2 separate regions of the Homo sapiens genome follow, and region 2 is linked to region 1. Evidence: chromatin loops called from intact Hi-C (ENCODE). Cell type or tissue: heart right ventricle. All regions are shown on one strand. Each heading gives the region's core, and the rest is flanking DNA. Links, peaks and the distances in the headings are about the cores only.

What was found. Hi-C counts contacts between places; a loop is a spot of excess contacts. Peaks named below come from ENCODE experiments on the same cell type or tissue, not always from the same donor. Only the 100,000 strongest peaks of a DNase experiment are listed, where the experiment ranks them.
Region 2: it touches region 1 in a loop (1.9-fold over the local background); 20 of 110 quality-filtered maps call a loop at or near these places.

What each region holds. Positions count from the first base shown.
Region 1 is chr1:151,749,897-151,759,070 of GRCh38, reverse strand. It overlaps the pseudogene RPS11P3. Among named protein-coding and RNA genes, the nearest start is that of MRPL9, 9.0 kb to the left of the region's middle. In heart right ventricle, for the core only: no CTCF peak of the experiment used is centred there; no DNase peak of the experiment used is centred there.
Region 2 is chr1:151,802,779-151,811,952 of GRCh38, reverse strand. It overlaps LINGO4 (leucine rich repeat and Ig domain containing 4), which reads left to right and starts at 6,534. Exons shown (of 2, transcript NM_001004432.4): 1 at 6,534-6,723. It overlaps RORC (RAR related orphan receptor C), which reads left to right. Exons shown (of 11, transcript NM_005060.4): 10 at 519-628; 11 at 4,320-5,882. The coding sequence ends at 4,481. RefSeq lists an enhancer at 2,607-3,107. In heart right ventricle, for the core only: no CTCF peak of the experiment used is centred there; no DNase peak of the experiment used is centred there.

The sequences.
Region 1 (9,174 bases), core at 1,325-6,324:
ATTCTCCTGCCTCAGCCTCCCGAGTAGCTGGGACTACAGGCATGTGCCACAGCACCCGGCTAATTTTTTATATTTTTAGTAGAGATGGGGTTTCACCATATTGACCAGGATGGTCTCAAACTCCTGACCTCATGATCCACCCTCCTCGGCCTCCCAAAGTGCTGGGATTACAGGCAGGCATGAGCCACCATGCCTGGCCTGAAAGTAGATAGTTTTCTGTAAGTTCAGAGTTTCATTAGTAGAAAAAAACATTCATTTTCAGGTGGATTGTGCCAAGGTCACTCAAATACAATGTGAGGTCATGCAGTTTAGGGTAGTAAAGATGGGATCATTGACTCCTTTGCTATCCATACCAGACATTGGTTTCTTTCCTATTTGAGCTCACCTACCACTCTGAGTCAGTTAAACACTTTCATCCCATCTCAGCTAATGAGAAAGTCTGTCATCAGTAGTTGCACTGATAACTATAGCCAACTTCATACTTGACAGAGCTCTGTAACTCAAGTGTGGCACTGGCACTATCTGAAATTTAGCATTTCTCCCCTCCCCACCCTTTTCTTTTCTTTTTTTTTTTTTTTTTTGAATGGGAAAATAACATTATTTCACATTAGGGAGTAGGCAGGCATCCAGACTCAGAACTGGAATTGCTTCTTGGTGGCATTGGGGACCATGAGCATGTTGAAGTGTACCATCTTGCTCATGCTGGTGCTTACCCAACCATGATGATGTTGCTGATCTGGACATCCCTGATGCAAGGGGATGGGTGCATGAACATGTTCTTGTGCTTCTTGAAGCAACTGTACTTACACATGTAGTGGAAATAGTCTTGGTGGATGATGTTGATCTTTTGCATCTTTTATCTTGGTCACCATGCCAGACAGGATCCACCCTCAGATGGAGATGTTACCAATAAAGGGCAATCAGTGTAAATATAGGTGCCCTCATAGCCTATTTGGGCATATTGAAGCCCAAACTGATTTTTTTTTTTTTTTTTTTTTTTTTTGAGATGGAGTTTCGCTCTTGTTGCCCAGGCTGGAGTGCAATGGCACGATCTTGGCTCACTGTAATCTCTACCTCCCGGGTTCAAGCGATTCTCCTGCCTCAGCCTCCCAAATAGCTGGGATTACAGGAGCCCACCACCACGCCCGGCTAATTTTTTGTGTATTTTTAGTAGAGACGGGGTCTCACCATGTTGGCCAGGCTGGTGTTGAACTCCTGACCTCAGGTGATCCACCCGCCTCGGCCTTCCAAAGTGCTAGGATTACAGGCATGAGCCACTGCACCCAGCCCCAGACTGATCTTATGGTCCTATAGGAACTTCTCATTGCCAGTATCTCCCAGCAGGACCCTCTTGTTTTGAAAGATGGTTGACTGCTTTTGGTAGGTACACTCAGTCTTGGATTTAACAGAACTTCCTGAAAGGTTTGAGCCTCCATTAACTTGCAGAGACCCCAGTATTTAGGAAGCGCTAATCTAGATTGAAGTAGATGCATACACTTCTGTACCCCAGTTAATCCCTAGTGAGTTGGGGACACCCAGAATTAACCCCCAAACTGAAGCACAGAGTTCTGCCATCCTGGACACGCTCCTGAGGTTTGGGGAGGACCTGCAGCCTCGGCATGAGCCCCAAGCCCACTGAAATTTGCCATTTCAATGATCCCCATTCCTATTGTCCTTGAAATGGTAGGCTAATTAAACACACACAGCATCTCTCAACATGACCATCACGAAACTCTCTGAAATTGAGCAACGAGCACACATTTCACACAGCTAACCTTAAAAAGCATTTAAATACCTGCCATAGGTTGAGTTCTTGGCAAAAACACTCTGTGTTGGAGATTCACATGCAGGAAGTTTATTGGGAGGAGTTATCTGCATCAACACCTATTGGGGAGTAAAGGCAGTAGAATTGGGTAGAGGGAGAAATTGAGCTGATGCAGTCTTAACAAACGCCTCAGTCAATCAGGAGCTCAAACTAGGATGGCTCTGCAGGATGCCCCAGTAGGGTAAGTGGGCTGGACCTTATCTCCCCACTTGACCAGGAAAGGGGTATGATCATGAGTGAGGTGGCTAACTTCAGCCAAAGGCGGTCCCTGGATGAGGCACAGGTGACAGCTGTCAGCATTCTTAGCAGCTTCAGTCCTCAAGGGGAAAATATGGGCAGCACACCACAGTCAACACTGCAGTCCACCCTTTGCACTGCTCAGACTGATTTGTTTCATTAGTTCTGGAATGGTTTCTTCAGGATTCTGATGGATCTCTTTCTGGGGAAACTTAAAAGAGGAAGGTCTGGAACAGGCCACAGCCTCTGCTGCTGTAGCTTGAGTTTGCAACTGGCATTCACCTCCCTTCTCTACTACCTATTGTTGATCTTTCCCCAACCCCCTTGAGGGGGTTGTACCTCTGGTTCACGTGGGTTACCAGATGAGGTACCTGGCCATCATGCCCTTCTCAGACTATGACTGCACTTGTTCATTTATCATCAAAATTGGGCAAGGAGAAACATACTCAAGTGGATGATCTGGGTGCCAGATATATTCTTCCCTGTCCCCACTGTGTAATAGCAGCCCCACCTCCTGATAATGACTCATTTCCTTGCCTTGTTTCTTGGTAGTGATTTGGAGTAATCTAGTGCCTGCCATAGCTTAAAGTTTAGTGAGATTCAGTGTGTTCACTGGTGCAAATATTCCCCTTCTGGGAACCAGGACTTCTAAACCCTTAGAGACCAGAGTTGGGATAGAAGGCACAGTTTCTTCAATTGGGTCACTGGGAGTGATGATAATGCGGGCTGCTCCTACACCCACCCTTTGTTCCCCAGAGCCATATATTTTCCTTAAGGATACACTATTCAATGGCTATTGGTCTCAGGTATGTACTGCATCATGAAGGATGATGCCTTCTCCTTACAGGTTATCATCTCCAATCCGGTGCCTTAGCTGTGCTTTTAACAAGCACTCTATCAGGGAGCAGCTTCTGCATAGTACGGTATGTGATTAAAGCCAATCCTACCATCATGTGCCCAGCATTGTACCTCCTTGCTATCAAGTGGGTCTCTTGGTTTGATGCAATGTTACACAAGATTTCAGGCCAATGGATCAAAATTTTGTAAACCTTTGGATGGTGTTGCTGACCGAGGCTGTGCAGGCAGGAAAGGCAAACCAGTACCCATAATATACATCAGTGCCCCTTCAAAATAGAACACTTCCCCTTCCAAGGTAGCAAGGATACAGTGTAATCAACTTACCACCAAGTGGCTAGACGGTTTCCTTGAGGAATGGTGACATCAGGCTAAGTGTTGGTCTCTGTTGCTGGCAAGCTGGACATTCACTGATGCAGTAGTTAGATCAGACTTGATGAGTCCATGACGTTGAACCCTTGCATTTGCTCCACCATGGCTCCTCCGTTCATTGATCACTTTGCCAGCATTGGGGTGCCAGCAACAAAGCCTGGTTAACATTATTTGGCTAAGTCATTCCATCTGCTTGGTTGGTACCTTTTCTGTGGTGGATGTTATCTGATGGGAATTAACCTGCAATACAAAAATCATCACACTGTATACCCATTCTCGGGTATGTTATGTTCCTTTTCCCCACACTTCCTTGTTTTTAATCTTCCAGTTTGCCTTCCAGGCCCATGAGTCTATATATATTCTTACTTCTGGCAGGTACACAGGCCATCTAAGTGGGGCCATAGTGCAGCCACAGTGTATTTCCAGCCTACTTTCACCTAATGAGACAACCAGTACATTAACCAAGCTCAGCCTTTTTCCTCTTCTGTCATCAGGTCATGAGGGATCTCCGATCCATGTGGCTACAGATGTAAACTGAGAAAGCACCACCAGTGCATCAATAGTGGGTGACAGGGCATCTGGGCACCTGCTTATGTAGCTCACTTTTGCCTTCCAGCCCTGCTTGTTCCCAATTCTACATATGCCACTTTCATTTTATGAAGGATGACCGGTCGACCCACCCAGCCTTATGACTTGTGGGTTTGACAGAACCCAGGTTATAATACATCATGACTTAACGTCCCATAGGTAAGCACATTGTCTCAACTAGTACTCGGTAGCATTCCAGGAGCTATCTTTTGAAAGGTATATAATGCTCTGTTTCAGATGGCATGGCATTGCTCCAGCACTATAGGGGGCTGTGTGTGACTTACTATTGGGATTTATCACGAACAGTATATGATCTTTTCTCACCACTGACACCTCTAATATAATATGGTGTCTTGTGATCCAAGCCGCAGGGCCATTTGTACCACAGTCTTGGCCTGCTACAGAGCTTTTACCTGCTCTGGGACCCACTCAAAGTTGGCAGGCTTTTGTGTCACGTATGATATTTGTGTCAAAGCAACATTTCCAAGTATGGAATATGCTAGCAATAGACCCCAAGACATTTGCAAGGCATTGTGCTTTTTAGTGGTGAGAAATACGAGATGCAAAATTTCTCCTTATCATCTTTGGAGGGAATGTCCTGGTATGCTTCAGACCACTGGACTTTTAAAAACTTCACTGATCTGGCAAGATCCTGAATATTTGTAGGATTCTTGCCCTACTATTTGAAGAAGATTTATCCTACCAAGGCCTCTGATACAGGTATCATTTCAGGTTCATCCTGTACAATTACCATGATGTCATCAGTGCAGTAATGGGATGTCCTATGGAATGTCCTAATGGTCCAGGTCCCTTCAGACTATATTATGACAGAGGCAGGAGAGTTTACATGGTCCAGAGGCAAAACTGGAAATGTATATTATTGCTCATCTCAGTGAAAGCAAGCTTTTATGATCTTCCTTTCTACAAGGATGAAAAAGGGTGCATTGTCCAGATCAATACATACCATGTAGGCTGCGTTAATCTTTTCCAGCAAAGATATCACATTTGGAACAGCAGATAGAATTAGCATTATTTGTTGATTGAGATTGCAGTAATCCATACTCATTCTCCAAGATCTGTCTGGTTTTAGCAGTTGCCAGACTAGTGAATTAAATGGCAATATGATGGGCACCACCACCTCTGCATTCTTTAGGTCTTCAAGCAGGGCACTAATGGAGTAATTTTTATTTATTATATTGGTCTGGAATGGTGGAGGCAGTTCCAGACACTTCATGTTGGCCTTCCTCACTATGATATTTCCTACCTCACAAACCAAAAAACCAACCTGGTGGTTCTGCCAACTGTCAAATATGTCTATTCCAACTGTCCATTAAGGACTCATGAAGTAACTACTAGGTGAGTCTGTAAACCTGGTAGACCTACTGAGAGTCAGAGCTGGAGCTGGAATACAATTATTACCTAGCCTCCACACCCTGCAACTCTAACAGAGGTCCATAATGGAGCTTCCAATCCTAGGGTGTCAATGTCAATGGACTCTATCCAACAGTGCTTTAAATGTTTGCATAGTCCTCTTTCTCTCCTGTGTCTTATGAAAATAAAAGGTCATAAGTCCCTGTGGGTTAGGATTGGGAAAATTACTACCTTATATACTTGTCATGGTGTCTCAGGGTCCTTTCTGCTAGAGACGTAGCCTCTTTAACAAGTTGTTTCCAGCTGAAAAATTGGCCCAAGAAGACTTCCACTTCTCCCAAGAAGGAAGTACAGCTACAGAAATTGCCTTCCCACTATACAACTATGAAACCAGATAAAATTATGAAAGAAATATTTATAGACAATGGAAAGCCAGTAGTGCAGAATTGCCTCAGCTTACTGCCTAGAGGCAGTTTCCTGCACTGCAGAGAGGGGAGCCGCAATAGAGTCAGCAGTCTCATTGAGTGGAGAAAACAGAGATTAGGGTTGGTGGAGAATGTGTTGGCTAGAAATTAAGAGGGAAGGCTGGGCATTGTGGCTCACGTCTGTAATCCCAGCACTTTGGGAGGCCAAGGCAGGCAGATCACCTGAGGAAGAGAGTTCGAGACTGGCCTGACCAACATGGAGAAACCCCATCTCTACTAAAAATACAAAATTAGCTGGGTATGGTGGCGCATGCCTGTAATCTCAGCTACTTGGGAGGTAGAGGCAGGAGAATTGCTTGAACCCAGGAGGCAGAGGTTGCGGTCACCCGAGATTGAGCCATTGCACTCCAGCCTGGGCAACAAGAGCGAAACTCCATCTCAAAAAAAAAAAAAAAAAGAAAAGAAAAAGAAAAAGAAAAAGGAAAGGAAAGGAAAAAAGGGAAAACACTGGAGATGAGGGAATGACACCGAGCGCTTTGGAGATCTGCCAAGAGGTCCCAGACCTTAAAACTTTGGCTGAATACTGATATGTACATTAATGAGGCAAAATTCCACAAGGCAGGGGGTTAAAATCAACAACAACAACAACAGAAAATGAAAGGCCAAACAATTCTCAGAACTTACACAGGATTGGGAATATTTTGTTTGTGTTCCTCACAGCCTATATGAATAGATCCTATAATACATGGGGCATTATATAGAGACTTTAAAAGGACTCAGTAGTGGACACTAGAATAAAGGCTACTCTGGAGCCACCATGCAAAGCTTGAAAACAAGCACTGATGATCGAACTGATACCAAGCATGCCAGAACCAAGTCCAACACTCATTAGAGAAATGCAACAAAACCTATCACTGAACAAAATAAAATTCCCAAGGTTTGACATTCAATTTAATATTATTGTACTGGATGTGGTGGCATGTACCTGTAGTCCCAGCTACTCAGGAGGCTGAGGCAGGAGGATCACTTGAGGCCAGGAGATTGAGGCTGTAATACAGTATGATCACACCCAAGAAGAGCCACTGCACTTTAGCCTGGGCAACACAGTAAGACCCCATCTCTTTAAAAAATGATTATAAAAAGAGATAAGAAAACATTACCCAGAACCAAAAGAAACAGTCCCAGAAATGTCAGAAATGGTGGGATTAGTAGACAGGACATTAAAAGAGATATAAATATGTGGTGTTGTTTTTTTTTTTGGAGATGGAGTTTCGCTCTTGTTGCCCAGGCTGGAGTGCAATGGCGTGATCTCAGCTCACTGCAACCTCCACCTCCCCGGTTCAAGTGATTCTCCTGCCTTAGTCTCCCCAGTGGCTGGGATTACAGGCACCCGCCACCATGCCCAGCTAATTTTTTTTAGTAGAGATGGGGTTTCACCATATTGTCCAGGCTGGTCTCTAACTCCTGACCTCAGATGATCCTCCCACCTCAGCCTCCCAAAGTGCTGGGATTACAGGTGTGAGCCACCGCACCTGGCCTGCATGTTCTTAAGAATTAAATAAAGGAAATGAAAGTAGACCCTTATTTCATACCATATATAAATATCAACTCAAAATGGGGAAAAGACGTATATATAAGACCGGAAACAGTAAAACTACCAGAAGAAAACACAGGGGGAAAGCTCCATGACATTGGTCTGAAAAATGGTTTTTTAGATATGAGCCCAAGAGCACAGGCAACAAAATCAAAAGTAGACAAACAGAATTGCATCAAAATAAAAAGCCTCTGCACAGCAAAGCAAAAAATCAACAGAGTAAAGAGACAACCTACCCAGTGGGAGAAAATATCTACAAACCATACATCTGACAAGGGGTTAATATCCAAAATATATAAGGAACTCTAACAACTCAATAGCAAGAAAGCAAACGACCTGATTTTAAAAATGGGCAACGGGCCAGGTGCAGTGGCTCATGCCTGTAATCCCAGCACTTTGGGAGGCCGAGGCAGGTGGATCACTTGAAGTCAGGAGTTTGAGACCAGCCTGGCCAACATGGTGAAACCCCGTCTCTACTAAAAATACAAAAATTAGCCGGGCGTGGTGGTGCGTGCCTGTAATCCCAGCTACTGGGGAGGCTGAGGCAGGAGAATCACTTGAACCTGGGAGGCAGAGGTTGCGGTGAGCTGAGATCGTGCCATTGCACTCCAGCCTGGGCAACAAGAGCAAAACTCCATCTCTAAAAAAAAAAAAGAGAAAATAGATTTTATGTGCTCTTACCACACACAAAAAATGATAAGTACAAGAGGTAATACATACGTTAATTAGCTAGGTTTAGCCATTCCACAATGTATGCATATATCAAAACATCATGTTGTACCCTATAAATATATGCAAGTTTTATTTGTCAATTAAAAAAAATAAAAACAGACCAAGTCAGGAGAAAAAGTTAAAAAAAGGAGTTTGTACTATTAACTTCACCAAGGCGTCAGAGGAGACATAGTATTTTAGTTCTGAACTTAAAAATATGTGAAACTAGGGGTTATAGAAATAAATATTTAGCCATTTTCCTAGTTGTCTTTTTGTAAAGGTTAACAGTTTCATACTGAATTAAATTTAAAATGAACATATTTAATCTATTTGTTAAATAATGTAAAGAAAAACAAAAATATAATGAGGAGAGAAATGGAAGGTATTTTTAAAAGACCAAAATGGAACTTCTTGAGATGAAAAATATAATATCTGAAATGGAAAATACACTGGATGGAACTTCTGCCTCTGGGAGGTTGGGGTAATGTACTTTGACCACTCCTAGAACAACCATAAACCCTGGAAATTATTTATTAAACGTAAGAAGACTTTGAAAGGTGGAGAAAAGAAAGCAGACTGGATAGAAACCTCAAGACCCAAGAAACACCACAGTGGTGAGTTCTCCGAGTTTTCCTTTTGCTTCATTTATTCCACACTTGGAGCTGAAGAAACCAGCAACCAGGAAATGTCAATGGGCACAGACCAAAAAGAAAAAGAAAAGCTCCAACAAAAGCCTGTTTCTGCTAGCCAAAGGCAAGGGGCAGTCTGCAAGACAGGAACTTTTAGCCATGCTACAGGGTGCCTAGATTAAACTTTATTCTGGGTGGTCTGTGAGGTGTTTCTGGATGAGATTAGCTTTTGAATCCATGGACTCAGTAAAGCAGATTACTCTCCCCGGTGTGAGTGGACATCATCCAATCTGTTGAGGGCCTGAATAGAACAGAAAGGCAAAGGGAGGACAAATGTCCCTGTTTTGCTTCCTACCTGCCTACTTGAGCTGGGACATCAATCTTCTCTTGCTCTTGGACTGGAATTTATACCACTGGCTCCCTTGGTTCTCAGGCTTTCAGACTCAGACTGGCATTACACCACGGACTTTCCTGGGGCTCTAGTTTGCAGATGGCAGATCATTGGGTTTCTCAGCCTCCATAATCACATGAGCCAATTTATACATATATTCCATTGGTTCTATTTCT
Region 2 (9,174 bases), core at 3,868-8,867, 50 kb before region 1:
CTGCCAGTGAGTGGACACCTAAATATGCCCTTCAAACTAGAAGATAAAAACTTTAAAGATGACTTCTGGATATTTTATAGAATCAGGGCAAAAGTTAGTCACAGATTGCTGCAAGCCCCCTGGTGCAGGCCTGGGCACCTTCAGGAAGGCCACCTCCTATCAGGAGCCCTTTTCGTACATGGGGGAGCTCTTTTCCAACTCTTGTTACCCCTATGACAGAATCCTAGTGCCTAGCATTGAATGAGCTATGTGGAATATCAGGTTACCAGGGAGAAGGTAGCTTGGAGTCAGGAGATCAGAAATTCTCATACCTTTCATCTCTTCCCAGTTTTCCTTGTAGACAGCTAGCCAAGCCCAACGTCCAGAGCTTACCATTATCAAACCAAGGCACACACATGCACGCGCTCAGCTTAGAAGACCTCTATCCAGCACAGATGTCCACAAAGATACACCCTTTTGTTGGGAGTTAATGTCCATGTTCTTTCTTGTTCTCATTACGGTCCCACCCCCTCCTCCAGATCGGCCAGGGCTCCAAGAGAAAAGGAAAGTAGAACAGCTGCAGTACAATCTGGAGCTGGCCTTTCATCATCATCTCTGCAAGACTCATCGCCAAAGCATCCTGGCAAAGGTAGGAGCAGTCCCTGGGGTAGAAGAGGCCAGGCCCATCGCTAGCTCTGTAACATCAGAGTTTGCGAGGGCCGGGGTCTGTGGGTACAGAGGAGGGAGTGCGGGAGTACCACTCTCTGTTAGAGAGCTTGCATCAGCAGTGGGAACTAAGGGAATGAACAGCTACTTCCACGTGCATAAAGACTGGAAAGTTAGAGGGCCTGGGATTGGGAGGGACCTCCAGGGAACAATTCAGTTTAATATAGCCAGCACTTACCCAGCACCTGCTTGTACAAGGCACTGTGGAAAGACACAGAGATTTGGTCGCTGCCCCCACCAAGAGATTTTAATCTGGTATGAAGAAGAGATCTGTGTATCACTAACTCTAACATAGAGTAGAATGTGGTATGTGATATAATAATAATGCAATTAACAGAGTGCTTTTGCTGACATGCTTTCTCATCCTCATGGCAACCCAGTCAATAGGACAGGTGTTCAAATCTCCCTGTGTAGCAGCCGGGCACAGTGGCTCACGCCTGTAATCCCAACACTTTGGGAGGCCAAGGCGGGTGGATCACCTGAGGTCAGGAGTTCGAGACCAGCCTGACTAACATGGTGAAACCCCATCTCTACTAAAAATAAAAAAAATTAGCCAGGCATGGTGGCAGGCGCCTGTAGACCCAGCTACTTGGGAGGCTGAGGCAGGATAATCGCTTGAAACCGGGAGGCAGATGTTGCAGTGAGCCAAGATTGTGCCATTGCACTCCAGCCTGGGCAACAAGAGCAAACTCTGTCTCAAAAAAAAAAAAAAAATCTCCTTGTAGCTATCAGGAGACTTCAGTGACTTAAATGCAAGATTGAATCCCAGTGCTCTTTGCGCTCTTTCTATCCCTGTGTCCCCTATGTATAACTATAATAAGTGACACCAGGAAAATGTTATGAGAGTATAAAACAGGGATTAAAAATAATTTGGGGGTAAAAGGAGTGGGTCATAAATACTTCCCAGGGAAGATGACATTTATACTAGGCCATGAATGATGTAAGATTTTAACAGGCATTCATGGGGGTGGGGCAGGCATTCCAGGCTTAGGGAACAATAGGAGCAAAACAAAAAAAATGAAAAAAAATCCTTTTCCTGAGGTTTAACCAAAAAAATGGATGAGATGAGTATGAGAGGCTGGGGATAATTGTTTTATGGGATTTGGGTGTGGGACTAGGGTACAATGAAGACCAAGAACAACAGGAGAAAAATAAGGAGGCAAAATAGTGTGTATGTGGAGAATCACTCATGGTACATCCTCACTAAAGTGTAAAATCAGGAGCTGGGATAGACTGGTGGGGCAGAAGAGCACCAGATGATCAGCCTGAAAATTAGGTCAGGGGCAAATCAGAGAGGACTTTCAATGCCATATAAGCGTTAAAGCTTTATTTCTAGGCCACAGGGAGCTCCAAAGGCTAGAAAAATGACACAATCAGAGCTGTCATTTAGGCAATTTACTTTGGAACCAGTATAAAGGAACCATTTATGTAATTATTCAAGCAGGCCTTTGCTATGTGCCAGGCACAGGGCTGGGTGTTAAGGATACAGCAATGACTTACACGGTCTGTGCTCTCAAGAACTTGAACTTTAATCTGCTACAGGATGGATTTGAAGGAGGAGAGACAGGAATCTGGGAGAGCAATTGGAAAGCACATCCGGTTGGATCTGCTTTCAAAATACATCACCTTCCCTACTATTACCACCACCCTGGCCCCTACCAGCTCTCAGCTTTCACTTGGACTTTAAGAGAGGCCTCCTAACTGAGCCCCTGTTCCACCCTCATCTGCCCTGTAGCAACCACACCTACTCCGCACCCACGGTAGCCCTTTTAAAAATGCAATCTCATCATGCCCTACTCCTGTGGTTTTTTTCTTGTTTTTGTTGTTGTTGTTTGTTTGTTCTGTTTGTTTGTTTTGAGGCAGACTTGCTCTGTCGCCCAGGCTGGAGTGCAGTGGTGTGATCTCGGCTCACTGCAACCTCCACCTCCCAGGTTCAAGCGATTGTCCTGCCTCAGCCTCCTGAGTAGCTTGGATTACAGGGATTACACGCCCGGCTAATTTTTGTATTTTTAGTAGAGACAGGGTTTCACCATGTTGGCCAGGCTGGTCTCGAACTCCTGACCTCAGGTGATCTGCCCACCTTGGCCTCCCAAAGTGTTGGGATTACAGGCGTGAACCACCACACCTGGCCTTGACTCCTGTTCTCAGCCCTCCTGTAGCTGCCTGTGATGCCGAGAATCAAATCTAGAGTCTGCGTCATGGTCAAGTGGCTCATAACATGATCCCTGCCTTCTTTTCTCACTTGATCTTCCACTGCCCCTTCAAACACCCATTGCAGCCACACTTGCTTCCTTGCTATTCCTCGAACACATCAAACCCAGTCGCAGGGCTTTTGTACCTGCTATTGTAGTCACCTGGAGGGTTCTTCCCCCAGTTTTCCAAATGGCTTACCCCATCTCTTCATTCGGGAGAGGTTTTTCCTGACCAGTAACCCCATACAAAAAGCTTTAGTTTTCTTTAAAGAACTTATTATCTGATACACTACATATTTATTTTCTGGGCCCCTCACCAGAATGTAAATTTAATCAAGGTACAGATTATACTTTATTGACTGATATATCTGATATATCACTAGAGGCCATCACAGTGCCTAGCTCAGATCCAGATGTGTTCTCAACAAATATTTGTTGAATGAATGAAGGAAGCTATTGCCATAGCCCAAAAAAGCTCAGAATAAAGCAGTGGTGAGGAAGAGAGAGAATCTAGGAGATATGAAGGGATCACACCCTGCTGCCTGCTTTTCTCTGACTGCCTCTTTCCAAGGAAACTAAGCTGGGGGAGGGAGGCAATGGCAGGCAAGAGACATTTTTAAGCCTCTTGGTTGTAGAGGAGACTGCAAGAGATAAATTGTTCTTTCAGCCTTGCTCCAGTGAGGTCTCCCTGCCTCCGTCTGCTCACTGGTTTCTGTGCCTTTTTCATCTCCCCTTTGGCTGAGTGCTGGCAGCATTGGTTTGCTACTTGCAGTGTTAGGTGCCTGCTTAGAAAGTCTGTTTAGTTCAAAGAGTTATTAAGCATGTGCCATGTGCTAAGCATTATGATAGGTACAGAGGAGACAGGGAAAGAGAGACCTCAGCCAAGGAGCTGAAATCTAGGGTGGGAAGGCAGACAAATTGGACCATTTTCCTGCAATGTAGTAAGTGCTACACAGAGGAAAGCCCAAAAGAAGGGCCCTTAATCCAGATGGGAGGCAGTTAGGGAAATAGTCTTAGGAGAGGTGACACTAGAGGGTAAGGATTAGTAATGGGAAGAGGGGAACAACATGCACAAAGGCAGAGGCATGTGACAGCATACAACAAGAGTCACAGACAATCACTCTTATAAAAGCAGGAAGTGCACATTAGAGTCTTTGACAAGGTTCATTCTAGAAGTATTGGGAACATAAATTGAGGGCTTCACCCAGAAAACATTCACCTGTGCCCCACCCACTCTCACTTCCCTCCAGTGTCCTGAACACACACGTACTTCTACCAGTGGGATTTGGCTGGTGCCAAAGTGCCAAGTACATAAGGGGAAGGCAAGGAGGGTTTGTCCTAGCCCAGGAAGAATGAGCGGACTTCTTTGCTCTGAGGAGAGCTGAAGTATTGACCCTCCCTTCCCCATTAACCCATATCCAGCTGCCACCCAAGGGGAAGCTTCGGAGCCTGTGTAGCCAGCATGTGGAAAGGCTGCAGATCTTCCAGCACCTCCACCCCATCGTGGTCCAAGCCGCTTTCCCTCCACTCTACAAGGAGCTCTTCAGCACTGAAACCGAGTCACCTGTGGGGCTGTCCAAGTGACCTGGAAGAGGGACTCCTTGCCTCTCCCTATGGCCTGCTGGCCCACCTCCCTGGACCCCGTTCCACCCTCACCCTTTTCCTTTCCCATGAACCCTGGAGGGTGGTCCCCACCAGCTCTTTGGAAGTGAGCAGATGCTGCGGCTGGCTTTCTGTCAGCAGGCCGGCCTGGCAGTGGGACAATCGCCAGAGGGTGGGGCTGGCAGAACACCATCTCCAGCCTCAGCTTTGACCTGTCTCATTTCCCATATTCCTTCACACCCAGCTTCTGGAAGGCATGGGGTGGCTGGGATTTAAGGACTTCTGGGGGACCAAGACATCCTCAAGAAAACAGGGGCATCCAGGGCTCCCTGGATGAATAGAATGCAATTCATTCAGAAGCTCAGAAGCTAAGAATAAGCCTTTGAAATACCTCATTGCATTTCCCTTTGGGCTTCGGCTTGGGGAGATGGATCAAGCTCAGAGACTGGCAGTGAGAGCCCAGAAGGACCTGTATAAAATGAATCTGGAGCTTTACATTTTCTGCCTCTGCCTTCCTCCCAGCTCAGCAAGGAAGTATTTGGGCACCCTACCCTTTACCTGGGGTCTAACCAAAAATGGATGGGATGAGGATGAGAGGCTGGAGATAATTGTTTTATGGGATTTGGGTGTGGGACTAGGGTACAATGAAGGCCAAGAGCATCTCAGACATAGAGTTAAAACTCAAACCTCTTATGTGCACTTTAAAGATAGACTTTAGGGGCTGGCACAAATCTGATCAGAGACACATATCCATACACAGGTGAAACACATACAGACTCAACAGCAATCATGCAGTTCCAGAGACACATGAACCTGACACAATCTCTCTTATCCTTGAGGCCACAGCTTGGAGGAGCCTAGAGGCCTCAGGGGAAAGTCCCAATCCTGAGGGACCCTCCCAAACATTTCCATGGTGCTCCAGTCCACTGATCTTGGGTCTGGGGTGATCCAAATACCACCCCAGCTCCAGCTGTCTTCTACCACTAGAAGACCCAAGAGAAGCAGAAGTCGCTCGCACTGGTCAGTCGGAAGGCAAGATCAGATCCTGGAGGACTTTCCTGGCCTGCCCGCCAGCCCTGCTCTTGTTGTGGAGAAGGAAGCAGATGTGATCACATCACCCCGTCATTGGGCACCGCTGACTCCAGCATGGAGGACACCAGGGAGCAGGGCCTGGGCCTGTTTCCCCAGCTGTGATCTTGCCCAGAACCTCTCTTGGCTTCATAAACAGCTGTGAACCCTCCCCTGAGGGATTAACAGCAATGATGGGCAGTCGTGGAGTTGGGGGGGTTGGGGGTGGGATTGTGTCCTCTAAGGGGACGGGTTCATCTGAGTAAACATAAACCCCAACTTGTGCCATTCTTTATAAAATGATTTTAAAGGCAAGAAGTGTGTGTGTCAGAGGGTGGGGGAGATTCTTAAATTAGATTACCTGCATGCCTGCTCTCCAGTCTCATTCCTGGGTCAAGACTCAGGTTTCCAGCTCAGCAATCCATCAGCATTATACAGATCCAACCCACCCTCACCCGACCCCTGCAGTTTCTCCCCAGGTGGAGCAGTCCCTCAGTGAGGACTGTGAACGAATCTTCAGGAACCCCCACTGTAGGAGCCTCAAACTGAGCCCCACGGGAGATGCTCTAGACTGAGAACTTCCCATAAATGATACCCACGGGGAACGTTTAGATTTAGAGGTTGCACAGAATTGCTCCACATCTGGGAGACCAAAAGACAGTCCTCTGGAAGGTGGCTGGCCCAAGCTCCCCAGTGGGGGAATCAGGATGTCAGAGAGATCCTCTAGAACCTGCTGTTCTTGCTATTGCATGACCCCTCCCTGGCACCAGAGCCTCCCTCCTGGCTCCCTCCCCTGTCACTTGCCAGCCTGTAGTGGTGCTTGCTGCAGCCCTCCCTGGTTGCTTTATTTATTTATTTTGCACCAACAGGGTTGCTGCAGACTCATTCTTGCCTGGTTTAAAAAGAGAGAGAGAGAGAGAGGAAAAAAAAAAAGGAGAAATGCTTTCTGGCTCTTTTCTCCACCTCAGTCTTGGCAGCAGCGGCCGCAGCAGCAACAGCAGCAGCAGCAGCGGCAGGCAGCAGCCGGGCAGCCAGGCAGCGGGGGTTGAGGCACACAGGGAAGGTGCAGGGGCCTGAGGTGCAGCTCGAATGGGACAGGGCCCCCAGCGCTGGACAGATGCAGTGCCAAACTTGATGCCACCTTCCAGCTTCTCCGGTAAGTGCCCCCACTCTCTGTCCCAAAGATGCAGCCGCCCTTTTCCATAACATTCTCCGAGACAGGCCAGACTAGGGGCCAGACAGGCCCCTCAAGGCAAGAGGGTTTGGGCCCCCACACTGCTAACAATTAATCCTGGCCCCATGGGACTTTGAGGGGGAAACTCAAATATCCCAAGTACCCCTGGGTGGAAGGGCTCCAAGGAGACCTCCCTTCCATCTCCCCAGTGCTTCCCCTTCCTCTGGAAGGGTTTTTCTCCACAATCGGTGTGGATCTTCCAGAAATCTTTCCCCCAGGAACCCTCTCCCCACACAGTTCCCATTTGTCAGTCAGGTGTGCTTTAAAGAGGATACAGGATACCCAGGTTCAAAAGTGTCTCTGGACTGCCACATAAAGACAAGAAAAAGGCTCCCTACCCTTGAGGGGTGATGCCTTCAAGGGTCATGTCTTGGTGATGTCCCCACCCCACTGAAGGGACAAAAAAGTGGTTCTGACATCTCGCTTCCTGCAAAGTGGCCGGAAGCCGGTCCTGCAGCCATGGAGGTTGGCAAGGGAAATTTGTGATTAAATTAGCCACCTTAGAAATAAAATAGGTTGCTCCAGCTCCCTCAGCCCCTGGCCCAGCGGACTCAGGGGAAACTCACAGGAGCAGGAAGGAAGAAAGCTGGGTTACATGCTTCACTGCACTTTTGCTGAATGCAGAGCGAGGATGGGCAGGAACTGCAGCAGTAGTGATGAAGAGCTAGCTGTCAGGTGGACTTCCCAGAACAAGCCTAGGGAGAACAAGGGAGGCTGGGCCATCTTTCCCGGGAGAGCTCTGGGCATGCCACAGAGACCTGTTAGGTCAGTTTGGGGCGAGAAGAGTCTGCTCTGCAGTCTTTGCCCCACGTTATTCTTTTTCATCCCCAAGCCTCACACCAGTTTTCTGCATCCCTCTGCTCTTTTGGCCTCTTTCTTTAGTTTCCCAACTAGGACAATCCTCTCAAGTGGCTGTAGGATAGCCACTAGAATGATCCTTCTAGGAGGTGGAGAGTGGGAAGGAAAGGGGAAGAAATGACCATCTCTTAAACTGCCTCTCCTAAGTTCCACATGAGAAAAAACAGGGCATGTAGTAGAAAGCTGACCCTGTAGAGCCCAGAGAGCCTGAAGCCCACAAGCCCAAAGGTGATCAGGATTGCCGCTCAGCAGAGACTCAGACGCGCTGTATCCCAGAGAGCATCCATGGGCTTTTGCTCCTATCTCTGTAGCCATCCCTTGCCAATTCCAGTACTTCCTCTGCCTTGGGGTCCCTGTTGACATCTAACAGGATGAGTCAGGGGCCCTCATCACCTAGAGGGCCCCTTCTCCTCTGTCACCTCAGCCATTGTAGTCACCATCTTCCTGAGGGTTCCCGGAACCTGGTACCCAGAAACTGACTATAAGTCTACAGGCTCTGCACACTGTCTGTGCCCAGATACCTGCTGTGCCAGCCAACGGCTCCCTTCCTCCCCATCCTACAGCACTTGGTCAGATGCTGTCTCTCCTCACTTATCTATGCTCCCTGGTCCACAATCTGTCTCTTGGGAATTTCTCAGGCAGCTCAGGCCAAAAGGGACAAGAGCTCTCCCTCAGATCCACACACTGGACCAGAATCCAAACACCATTAAGGAGGGATATGAGGGAAGCCCAAGACTGAAGACCAAGCAACAGAACTCAAAACCTGGGCATCCTTTGGGTCTCTCACACACCCCAACTTCAATTGCAGTAGAGAAGCAGTTGCCCCTGGGCTCTTGCAGGGGATTCCCAGCTTCCCAGTCAAGTGCCTCCTGCATCCTATGCCACAGCTAATGTACAGCTTGGCAGTTGTCCACACAGGCATTTTGGGGAGATTGGATCTTGTTAGTCCAGGGCTCAGGCCCTGGGCCAGGCTGGAAGAGGGCTCAGCATGGGGGTGGAGCTGAGGCCTGCATGTTTCCCAGCCTTGGGTGAGCTAGTCAAGGTGAGGACCTCTCCAGTCAGGACAGGGAACTCTGGGCCAAGGACATGATCTCCCTGAGCCTTAAGCAAAACTATGGGTACATAATGTGAAAGAATAAGCGTGAGCAGAGAGGGACAGAGCAGAGCTTGGGAAGAGCAGGTATCAGGGAGAAGGGACCTGAGATCCTCCTGGATCTCACAGACATCAGGAAACCCCATACAGAAAGACTCAGTACCTCCCTGCTGTTCCCTGCCCCATTCCCATAAGCTTTTTCCCCACAGAAATCAGGCTTGGCTAGGGTTCCATGAGCCAGTAAGCACTTGGCTGGTTATCCAGGGCTGGAAGAGGGAGGAAAGCAGAGATTCCCCAAAGAGAAGCTCCAGGAAGCCCCAGGGAGGTGGCACACAAGAATTCTTCCTGGTTCTGTGCCCTACTTATTGGCAATGCTGAGACAGATAGACCAATTTCTCTCCTCTCTAAGAAGGGCCAGGAAG